2 separate regions of the Homo sapiens genome follow, and region 1 is linked to region 2. Evidence: chromatin contacts called from ENCODE Hi-C data. All regions are on one chromosome and are shown on one strand. The core of a region is the stretch at or near the end of the contact, and the rest is flanking DNA. Distances in the headings are between cores, read along the strand shown. Region 1 overlaps DNM3 (dynamin 3). Region 2 holds the start of DNM3 (dynamin 3).

What was found. Hi-C counts contacts between places; a loop is a spot of excess contacts on that map. Pooled maps may share reads with other maps.
Region 1: a loop to region 2 is called in a pooled map, with 6 times the contacts of the local background. The contact joins the enhancer-like site here to the promoter of DNM3 in region 2. A Hi-C loop is called at or near these places in 7 of 50 pooled maps.

Annotation. Positions count from the first base shown.
Region 1 is chr1:172,377,388-172,382,934 of GRCh38, forward strand. It overlaps DNM3 (dynamin 3), which reads left to right. Exons shown (of 21, transcript NM_015569.5): 18 at 1,631-1,795. Among named protein-coding and RNA genes, the nearest start is that of C1orf105, 41 kb to the right of the region's middle. Within about 2 kb of position 3,529, at least 7 of the 41 ENCODE cell types and tissues checked have a DNase peak (open chromatin) inside an H3K27ac peak, as active enhancers do.
Region 2 is chr1:171,837,523-171,843,049 of GRCh38, forward strand. It overlaps DNM3 (dynamin 3), which reads left to right and starts at 3,976. Exons shown (of 21, transcript NM_015569.5): 1 at 3,976-4,295. The coding sequence starts at 4,135. RefSeq lists a silencer at 3,791-4,020 and an enhancer at 4,221-4,400.

The DNA.
Region 1 (5,547 bases), core at 2,279-4,778, 540 kb after region 2:
CTGGTACTGCTAAACACAACGGCAAAATCTAAAATCCAAGAATGTTTTAGATCAGAGAGACAAATGGAATTGTGTTGTATTCCTAATGGAGGCTTATATTTCTTTATATAGAAGATGTTTTCTTCAGAAAGCTGTAGGTCATCATCTGCTCTCATTGATATATATCATATATATATATATATATATATATATATTTCATAATCACTTTATCATCCTCATTATCATCAAGTTGTAGTAGCTCCTAACTCCTCAACTTGGAATTTCTCTGGTCTGTGCTTTCTCTTACAAGTAGGCTTTCCTGGAGGCCCTAAATGCACTGGAGCCTCAGAAATGTCCTCATACTGTAGTCCCAAATCATGAGGTCATGCTCTCAGGACTGGGAAATGAGTTGAGCATGCATTATTTTAATGTGTTTTTTAGAACAATAGACATTTCTGAGTGACAGAAGCCTATATAAATGATTAGAACCAATTCTATCAATATTGTTGATTTTGTGGCCCATCAATATGCTTTTCACACAAGCATATTGATTCAAAGGAAAGGCTTATCATTTAATATCCAGTAAAGCTATTTAGCACAGTGCTATGCCTAGAACTGATTGGATGATTGAAAATCAAAGTATGTACATTTCCAAAGAAAAGCACTTCGTGTCTACATGGAAGCAATAAATTATTTCCCCATTTTACATTCATAATTAAATCTTTCCAAATGCTAGAAAGTAGCCAGACCACTAACAATAATACCTGTGTCATGTTCTGGGGCTTAGATGGTTCAAGCTGACTTGAAATGGAGACCATTTGTTCTAAATTGATTTCAATGCCAAGCCAATAGGTCAGCCCTTAATGATGAAGAAGCCATTCCAGCTCAGCCTCTGGTGGATAAGCCAACATTAATTAACTCAAGTCTCATAGTATAGGAAACAGATGCTTTTCTCATGTTGCACAAATAAATTCTTTGTGTATAGATGTGTTCTGTTTTATTCAAAGAATAACAAGTTGGAAGTAATAATTGTAAGTTTTTCACAATGGAGCCAGTCTTTAGTAGTGATGACAGAAGCATGAATTTACGTAACAAATTCCAGCAAGTGCATGGAAGAATAAATTATCTTCTATATCTCTTATTTTGGCTTCAGGCAGCCCTACAAAATTTAGCTTTGAATGTGGGAGGATCCAAATGCTGATCCATCCCAGAGCAGACCTAGAAGTGCCAGAACAATACCAAGGTTATTTCTAATCTATAGCTTCCCTGGAGACTCCTCTCAGAGGTTTACATTTGCATCATATGTTTGGATTCAATTCTTTGGCCAGCTTGCAAATGGCTTAAGATTAGATTGTTCTCTGGAGGTATGTTGTTAGGTACACTGTTTATTTGGTTATTCATCTCAACCTTCATTCAGAATTAGAATACTTACTTGCTTTCCCTAGAATGTGGCAGGCTAAAAATTGAGTAATAACGGCAGGTTCCCCCATCTCCTTTCAGAACCAGTGGATGCATAAGATAAAAATGTTACCATCTACTGATATAAACTCCAACTATGCTAATCAGAAGTTGATAATCTGATAACGACTGACATTTTATTTTCTTCTGAGTGAATATGAGATAATCCATGGTTTGTTTTCTCTTCTTTTAGGCTGAAAATGATGAGAATGGACAAGCAGAAAACTTTTCCATGGACCCACAATTGGAGAGGCAAGTGGAGACCATTCGCAACCTCGTAGACTCCTACATGTCCATTATCAACAAATGTATCCGAGATCTAATTCCAAAAACAATAATGCACCTTATGATCAATAACGTAAGTGATTATAAACTACCTCCATTTAACTTCTAACCCATCCGAGTGTGGAAGTTGCACATATTATCTTCAGCTTCTTTGTGTATTTTCTGGATAGTTCAAATAATATTACCCAGGTTCATCATTTTCCATTAGACGTGATATGTGACTGACCAGTGAAAGAGAACTTAGGGAAGAAAACTTAAAACTTCTAGCTATAGGACTGAGGTATTCCCCATTGGCTGTCTTCTAGAAGAGTGTGAGTTTGCTCACAATAAAGCAAAACAAAAACACCATAATCCTGGGCATCATGTAAATTAATTGCAAAACCAGCAAAGAAACCAGATGCCCTGGCTCCTAGACTTTGAGACTAAAGGCAAAGGATATATTTGTTCCTATGCCCATGCGTGTGCATGCATGTGCACACACATATATAAAATATGTTAATATGATTATTTTCAGCTTCTAAAATCTATGGAATGCTATTTTAACCTGGGAAAGGGCTTCTTGCTTTATTCCCTCGGATTAAAAACTCAGTGAATTTTATTTTTCTAAGGTAAGGATGCTATAACCTCAAATCTGAAAATCCTGCTTGACTAGCCATCAATGGGTCTAAATAACCTTTTCAAGGTTATTTATAGTAGTCAGAGTATGATACTTAAATTATGTTTGATTTAGTTCTTTTGGTAGTTAACTTTTTACAGTACAAATAATACCACAAGTTATTTGAGAAATAGTCTTTTAGATAAGATAGGTTATAATGAGGTGTTTTATAGGGGGCTTTTCTGAATCTTGACAAGTGAGACACCAATAATTTTATTCCTAGTTATCTTCTAAGGACATCTTTTTATTTAATCCAATGATAAATTATGAGCATTACTTGTAAGAAATTAAAATTAGATGGCAAAGTACTAAAAAGAGCCCCAAAGTAGAATTTAGGAGAAATCTGGGTTCTAAATCTGGTTCTGCTACAGACTCTGTTGACCTAAGGTGAGTCTCTTTCATGTGTCTGTTTCCTCCATATGTAAAATACTAATTGTAGTAAGTGTATCTGACTTAGGGATTTGTTCCAGAAGATGGTACAAATGAAAGTACTGTGAAAAATATAATTGTAAGAAATTAATATGGCTGCCTATTTAAGAACTGTAAATAGCCCTTGTTCATATTTCATGGTTAATTTCAAAATTTTATTTCTAAATACGACAGTCCGTTCATTGTCCATGATCTCTGCATTCCTTGACTGTAAGCAACCCCAAGCACTCATGTGAACAATCTTATTTTTAACTAACACTATTTTCATACACGTATGTATTCAAACAAGGTTAGCTGGATGCTTTGAAGAATCAGCAACAGGTAAGCAATAAATTAGAAATGTGGGAACTATGAATTGTATTCTTTTGACCAATGGCTTTCTGTGTAACCTAAAGCAAATCATTTCGCCCCTTTGAGTTGAAGTCAGTTTCTTCTAAAACTACAGTGAGGTACCTCACAGAGCCATCAGAGATTATAATAAAAGTGGCTATAAGCCATTTAGAAAAATATAAAGTACTAAACAAATAGTCTGTGTATTTTTAAAATTACCTTCTTCATTTACTTAAATGAATTCAGGTTGTTTTGCTGTGGTATATCCAGGCACTTGCTTATTTAAACATTTTCCTGATTAAGGATCATTTATCTTTTCACTGTTTCACCGAGAGTCATTAGTGCTGCCATCAGTTCAAACGCTGCTTTGCTCTGCACTATATTAAATCATCAGCACAGGAAATAGCACTTCCTGCCTATAGCTGTGAGGAGTAGCTTGACACAAATTAGCTAAAAGGAAAAAAAAAAAAAACAAAAAACCCCTATTGCAAATCTATCCTACTTTCACCTTCTCAAGAAAAACATACACACATGCACACACATATGCGCACACACACACACACACACACTGAAAGAAAGAAAGAAAGAAATGCAGGGGTAGTTTCCCTCACTCTTCACTGGTGTGTTTTCTTGTTTTAATGAAATGGCTAAACCTCCACCTACAGGATATTATCCTCGGAGGTAAAGTTCTGATAGTTGTCTTGAGAGAGACCTCACATAAGAGTCGTGAGAAAGGAGACTTCAATTAAGATCTGATCACCAAGGTCAAATCTTGAAGTAAAAACTAATAGGAATGTGGAGAAGGCGAAAGTATCATGTAGTGCTGAATTCTTATGAAATTGTGGCTTTGTTTGAAATTTAACTTTTTGTATCTACCAGAAGTTAGTTTTACATATCTAGAATGACTGCTTTTCTTGGGTATTATTTTATGTGCTTTTTAAACATATATAAAAAGGTATAGTTTTATATATAATACATATATTTTAAAATTATATATGTATAATTCTATATATGAAAAATATATATCTCTTTTATTAATGTAGTCATATTGTCGTGGCATCTTATTGTACAGAATGCCCAAGCCTATTTTGTTCATTCCACACGTGACCTGTTGAGTCCAAGGAAACTGAAACAGTGAACACCCAGCACTGTGCCATCTAGATGTATTGATTTTTTAACTTGATTCAAAGTGAAGAGATCTTCAAATGAAAGAACTAATAATAAAATCACAACGAGAAAACTAGTCTTTTGACTCCTAATTCTAAATTCTATTCACTTAACCCTGCTGCATCTTTAAATGAGTTTGGATCAAAAAGCTAATTGTTCCTCCAGAATCAATAAATGCCTAAAACACGGTCCTCTATTTCTTCCTGGTCTATCAAAAGCGGTGTTCTGGCCTTTCCTCTTTGAAATGGGAATGAAAAAGAATATGTTTCGGCCTTCTGAAAAAGAATATGTTTCAGCCAACATTCATAAAGTTCAGAATTTGGTGGGCAGTTTCCTTTGAAAGTTTACATTAAGTGTTCTGCCACTCAAATCTCCATATGGAATTGTTTAAGAAGTTTAAAGCCTAGCAATAAATGCCTTGCCTCAGACATACTGTAAGCCTTTGTCTATTGAAATGCAGCAGCTGTTTCATTACTTAAACATACCAGGTAACAGCAGCACAAAGAAATAGCAAGTTTATGACAGACGGTCTTTCTGGACAGGCTACAGTCAAAGCAGCAGAGTTTTGCTCAGGACTTTAAAGCTAACACACACATAACACCCCATGGTAAGCCCATTTGGATGGCCTCTTCTCTGTAGCTCACCCCACCAGAAGTTCTCCATCAAAGAATGAAGTGGATCCAGCTTTATTCTAAAAATGTGTTCGGTGTGGCAAAGTGGCACATAATTCTGTTTGAACCTGTCAGCCAACCACATGTTGGATACCCATTATTTTCCACAGCTTATAAATGAAGAAATTGAGGTTCTGAGACATTGACTTGCCCAAGATCACACAGCTGGGGGTGGCAGAGTTAAGACTGAAATCCAAGTCTTCTCACTCATAGTCTGATGTTCTCACCATTTGAACATTGGATAATGCACGTGACAGGGTTAGGAAACTCTAAGTCAGCCCTCTCCAACTAGAGGACTCCTACCCCCACAGGGTATTCATGAGTTATTTTCCCAGACAGTTAATTTTACTTGAAGATTTAATTAGGATTTGTTTGAAGGTGAGAAGCAATGTTTGAAATCTTTCTCATATTTAAGCAAACCCAGATAATACAAAAGAGAATGTAAACGTTCTTAGGAATTTTTAAAAAAACCAAATTTGAAACATAGAGCCATTTCACACTGGAGTGTGTGCTGTAGCCTGCGCCCCTGGACCCCTCTGGAGGTCCACATTTACTCTCCTTGGCCATTGGCAT
Region 2 (5,527 bases), core at 2,726-5,225:
CTCATTGATTCTGTTCCTGATGAGGACTCTCCTGCCTTGTAGATGGCCACCTTCCTGCTGTGTCCTCACATGATGAGGAGGGCAGTGGAGGGGGAAGAGAGAGACAGAGAGATGGGAGGGGTGGGGGGAGCCAGCCAGCATGAGAGCTCTCTGATGTCTCCTCTTACAAGGCCACTAATCCTATTGAATCAGGGTTTCCTCCTTATGACTTCATTTAACCTTAATTGCTAATATAGTTTGGCTGTGTCCTCACTCAAAATCTCATCTTGAATTGTAATCCCCATAATCCCCATGTGTCAAGGGTGGGACCAGGTGGAGGTGATTCAATCATGGAGGTGGTTTACTGCATGCTGTTCTCGTGATAGTGAGTGAGTTCTCATGAGATCTGATGGTTTTATAAGTGTCTGGCATTTCCCCTGCTTCCACTCACTCAGTCCTGCCACCCCATGAAAAGGTACCTTTCACCATGATTGTAAGCTTCCTGAGGAATGTGGAACTGTGAGTCTATTAAACTTCTTTCCTTTATAAATTACGCGGTCTCAGGTATTTCTTCATAGCGTTGTGAGAACGGACTAATACAATTACTTTCTCCAAATATAGCCACACTGGGGTTCAGGGTATCAACATATGAATTTGGGGGAGGCACAGTTCAGCCTATTGTACCCTGGAACATATTATGTGTGTTGTAACAATTTGTTTATGTCTGCTGCCAGTGGACTGTGGTCTTCTCACGTGCTATGCACTGTGCCGGACATTGAGAATCACAAAGATGGATCCTGCCCTCAAGGAGTTGTATTAATTTTCTATTGCTACTGTAACAAGTTACCACATACTTAGTGTTTTCAAACAACACAGATTTATTATCTTACAGTGCCGTGCATTAGAAGTCTGATGCAGGGTTGGTCATGGTGGCTCAAGCCTGTAATTCCAGCACTTTGGGAGGCCGAGGCAGATGGATCACTTGAGGTCAGGAGTTTGAGATCAGCCTGGCCAACATGGTGAAACCCCGTTTCTACTAAAAATACGAAACAAAAAAAAAATAGCTAGATGTGGTGGTGCACGCCTGTAGTCCCAGCTACTTGGGAGTCGGAGGTGAGAGAATTGCTTGAACCCAGGAGGCGGAGGTTGCAGTGAGCTGAGATTGTGCCATTGCACTCCAGCCTGGACGACAAAGCGAGACTGCATCTCAAAAAAAAAAAAAAAATTTTTTTTGGAGGCTCTGAGGGAGAATGTGTTTCCTGCCTTTTCCACTTTCTAGAGGCTGCCTGCATTTCTTGGCTCATGGTCCCCTTTCTCCATGCATCTCGGGGACCCTTCCCCAGTTATATCTCCCTCTGATGCAGATTGGAAATGTTCTCTGCTCTTAAGAATTCATGTGAGTAGAGTGCATCCACTTAGATAATCTAGAATAATCTTCCCATCCCAAGGTCCTTAATTATATCTACAAAGGCCCATTTGCCACTTCAGGAAACATTCACAGGTTCCAGGGATTAAAATGTGGACATCTTTGGGAAGGGCATTATAGTGAAAGAGAGGGACATGTAAATTAGTGACTTAATGCAATATGCCAAGGGCAAGAATGAAAATCTATTCAGGGTACATATATATATGTATATATGTGTATATATGAAAAGCATAGAGGAAAACGGTTGTTTGAGAAATGATGGTTGTAACTGAGGCACTGGCAGCAAGGATGGACAGAAAATGGCTTCTAGGAAGGTAGAATGGGTATTATTTGGGTACCAATTTGGTGTAGGGGATGAAGGAGAGAGAGGGAAAAATGAAGTGAGAATGACTTCCAGATTCTGGATTGGGATTGGGCAGGCTTGTCCCTGAGATAGGGAGCACACTATCTCTAGTGTGAGAATGTATTTATAGGATTCTTTGACTGCAAGTAAAAGAAATATGAGTTGAATTAGGTTAGGCAAAGAGGAGAATTTATTATAAGTTTATTGGCGGGGAGGTTGTACAAGGAACTGAGGACAGGATTACAGTTGGACATCAGACATGAACAAGATTGAGGATACAGGTACTATCCGGATCTTCCCTCTTCTTTCCCTGTGCTCCTCTCCTTGTGTCTTTTCACTTTTCTCTTTCTCTGAAGATGAGCACTTCCCTTCTACTGGTGAAATCTTACTAACCATAGTTGCCAATGTTATTCCTCACTTATAGTTCAGTCACTCAGACAAAGGCCAATCTCTCTCTCAATTGCATACTCCTGGGAAAAGGCTTTGATTGGTAAAGCTCAAGTCAGGTGCCCAATCTGGTGCACACAGCTATGGCCAGGGCTCAGTTTTTCTTCATGCCTTTCTATCTTCATGACTGCTCTGGCTACAACCATGCATTGGATGGAGTGTTTCTTAGAAAAGGTTTCCTGGGCAGACATTCTAATAGAGATCCACTTCAGTGGAGATGCATTCAGTTTTATTTGTCTTTTTCTGCTGCTTTAAAAAAAAGTTGAGATGTAATGTACAGTAAAATGCACATCACTTAAAAGTTTAGTTTGAGGAGTTTTGACAAATGTATGCCCACATCCCAGTCAAGACATGGGACATTTCCATCACTCCAGAAAGTTTCCTCATGCCTCCTACAGTCAATCTCCACTCCTCAAAGACAACCACAGTTCCGATTTCTATTACCATAGAATAGCTTTGCTGGTTGTAGAACTTCACATACATGAAATCAAACCAATATGGTCTTTGGCCTTTTTCATTCTACATAATGTATCTGAGATTGTTGCTATATCAAAAGTCTTTTTTGTGGCAGAGATTATTTCACTATATATATATACCACGTTTGTTTATTCATTCACCTGTTGATAGACATTTGGGTTGTTTTCAGGTTTTTTGACATTATGAACATTTTAATATGTCTTTTTAGAGTTAGAAGGAACTGTACATTAAATGCTGAGATTACAAAAGATGACTTCAGTTTTGAATAAATTGAGTCTGTAGTACTTGTAGGACACTCAGGTAGTATTCTGGGCTCCTCTTGGAGTACAGTCTAAGTTGCAGAAGAGAGACAGGGTCTAGCAATGTAAATTTCTGTAGTCGCCAGCCTTGATTCAGAGTTAAAGCTATGGGAAAGTCCTCAGGCAGAGGACAAACATTAGACAAGAAAATGCCCATATATGAAACCCTGCGAAGCATCAGTATTTGAGGAGCAGACTAAAAAGGAACCGTCTGTGGAGGCTAAGAGAAGCATGGCCATTTATCTTTGTGTCCCGATCATCAGGCACAGGACCCCACACACAGTCACTTCTCAATGTGCTAAATTTCACAGAATGCGTCCAGGGTACCTGGTTCTGGATAGATCCGGTAGAAGGAGATAGACCGGGAGGGCAAATGGCATGAGGAGTCTCACAGGCCAGAGTGATTAAAGGGGTGTATCGGGGCGGTAAACCCTACAGACTCTACCTGTGCTTATGCGGGGCTGGGGAGGACGAGTCATTACAGATGAAGAATTAAGTAAGGTCAGACCACTCAGGGCCTTAGATGGATGTCACATTGAAGAATTTAGACTCCAACAGGCCTGCCACCCTGGGAGGAGTCATCGCGGATTCTGGAGAAGGGCGTGACAGAGGAGATTTCCTTTCGGGAAGTGTAGTCTGGCAGCGGTGCCCCGGTGGTGGCGGCGGCGGTGCTGCTGTTGCTGGTGATCGTGTGGTGGTGTTAGCGGCGATAGTGCTTTCCACTGGGCTTTGGCTTGGTAGCCGCTGAAAGAGAACAACGCTGCCGCTGCTGCTGATTTCATGCCATTTCCTGACCCGGCGCTGTAACTTGGCCTCTGAGCCTTGGCCACAGAACGCAGAGGCCGTGGCATCTGGCCGCAGCTGGGCTGCAGTGCGTGCGCGCCTGGCCTGGTGGTCCGATGGGAAGCCCGGGGCGGGGCAGCCGCGGGGCGGGGGCGGGGCGTCGCGGAGATAGGCCACGCCCCTGCCCGCCCGCGCAGGCGCGCTGCGGGTCGTTAGCTGTCAGAGCCAAGCGGCGGGCTGGCGGCGGGCTCCGACGTCTGCGCCAGGACCTGGCTGGCTGAGCCCGGCGCAGCAGCAGCAGCCAGGGCAGCGCGGCCCCTACTCCCTGTCAGGTCGTAGAGGCGAGCAGGGACCAGCTGGTCGCCGGCCCCTCGGGCAAGATGGGGAACCGGGAGATGGAGGAGCTGATCCCGCTGGTGAACCGTCTGCAGGACGCGTTTTCGGCGCTGGGACAGAGCTGCCTGCTGGAGCTGCCGCAGATCGCCGTGGTGGGCGGCCAGAGCGCCGGCAAGAGCTCGGTGCTCGAGAACTTCGTGGGCAGGTAAGCGCGCAGGGCGCGGAGTAAGGATGCGGCAGTGGGGCGACCCCGCTGCGGGCCGTTGGAACGTGGACGGGCAGCGGGAGCCAGAGGGTGGATGGACCAGGCGCTGCGGTGGAATGGGGGGCAGAGTGGAATGGGGGGCAGAGTGGCGGTGTCCGTGGGGCGGGCGGGGTCCTCCAGCTCTGGGCATCCTCCGTCCCCTGCCACCCCCCGCCTGGTGGCCCTCCTGCCTGCCTTTCATCGTGCGATACAAAGCCATTTCCTCCCTGTCCTCCAGTCGGGGAGTCGGGGGAGGGGTCCGCCCCGGGCTCGACCCCCACCCCCTCGGTGCGCGCCAGCCCCGGGCAGCCTCCCTGCGTAGCGCGCCGAAAGCTTCCCAGTGCCCCTCTCCTGTTTTCCCAGCTCAACACCCCCCTCCTTTTCCTGTCGCCCTCCGTGAGGCTCCCTGTGAGGCTGTGGGGCTTTATCCCCCGAGCCCCCTCCCTTAGGTGGAGATGCTTTCCTTCTCGCCAGGGTTCTCGTTCCTCTCAGCTGTCTACTGTTGCCTGCCTCTAGCTGGGGAGGCGGGGTGCGAGGAGAAAGACGTCGTTTGTTGTGGTGAAGCTTTATCCAGAGACGCTTCCCCACCATTCTCCTCCCGGAGAGTCGAAGAATAAAAGGTGGTGTGTTTGCGTGTGCACCTATTCACAGCTTCAGGCAATTGTGAGAGAGCCCGAGGCACAGACTTGGCAGGGGGTGGACGTGGACTTATGTTGTCCAGGTGCCATGTCATTCCTGCATCATCTCGGAACTGACCAGCATCTTTCTCGCACTCTCTCTGCGCCCCCTCCCCCAGCATCATCTTCCGTTCTCTAAGCTCCTATTTGTCTTGCTAGCCTTCAAGACAACATTCTGAATCTAAATTGTAGCTGTGGTTTTCCTCATGACTCTTAATACAGAAACAGCTAAGGAATTAATTTTCGAATTAGGAATCAGCATTTCTTCCACTGAGCAATTCATGAGGGATTAAGTTACCTTAATGGCCTTGCCTGAAGAGTGCAGACATTTGCTAAGAAAAGCCCATTTAAAAGCATTATGAAAACTGAAATCTGTTTCCTAGTAATAGAAAACCAGGTAGAAATGTACAGTATCCAAGAAAAAATGCTGGCGAGATTGTACTTTATTCTTTTTATTTGGCTCATTCGTGACTTGGGATGCAGAAGGTTCCTGTTTCTGTTCCTTTTTTCTTTTTT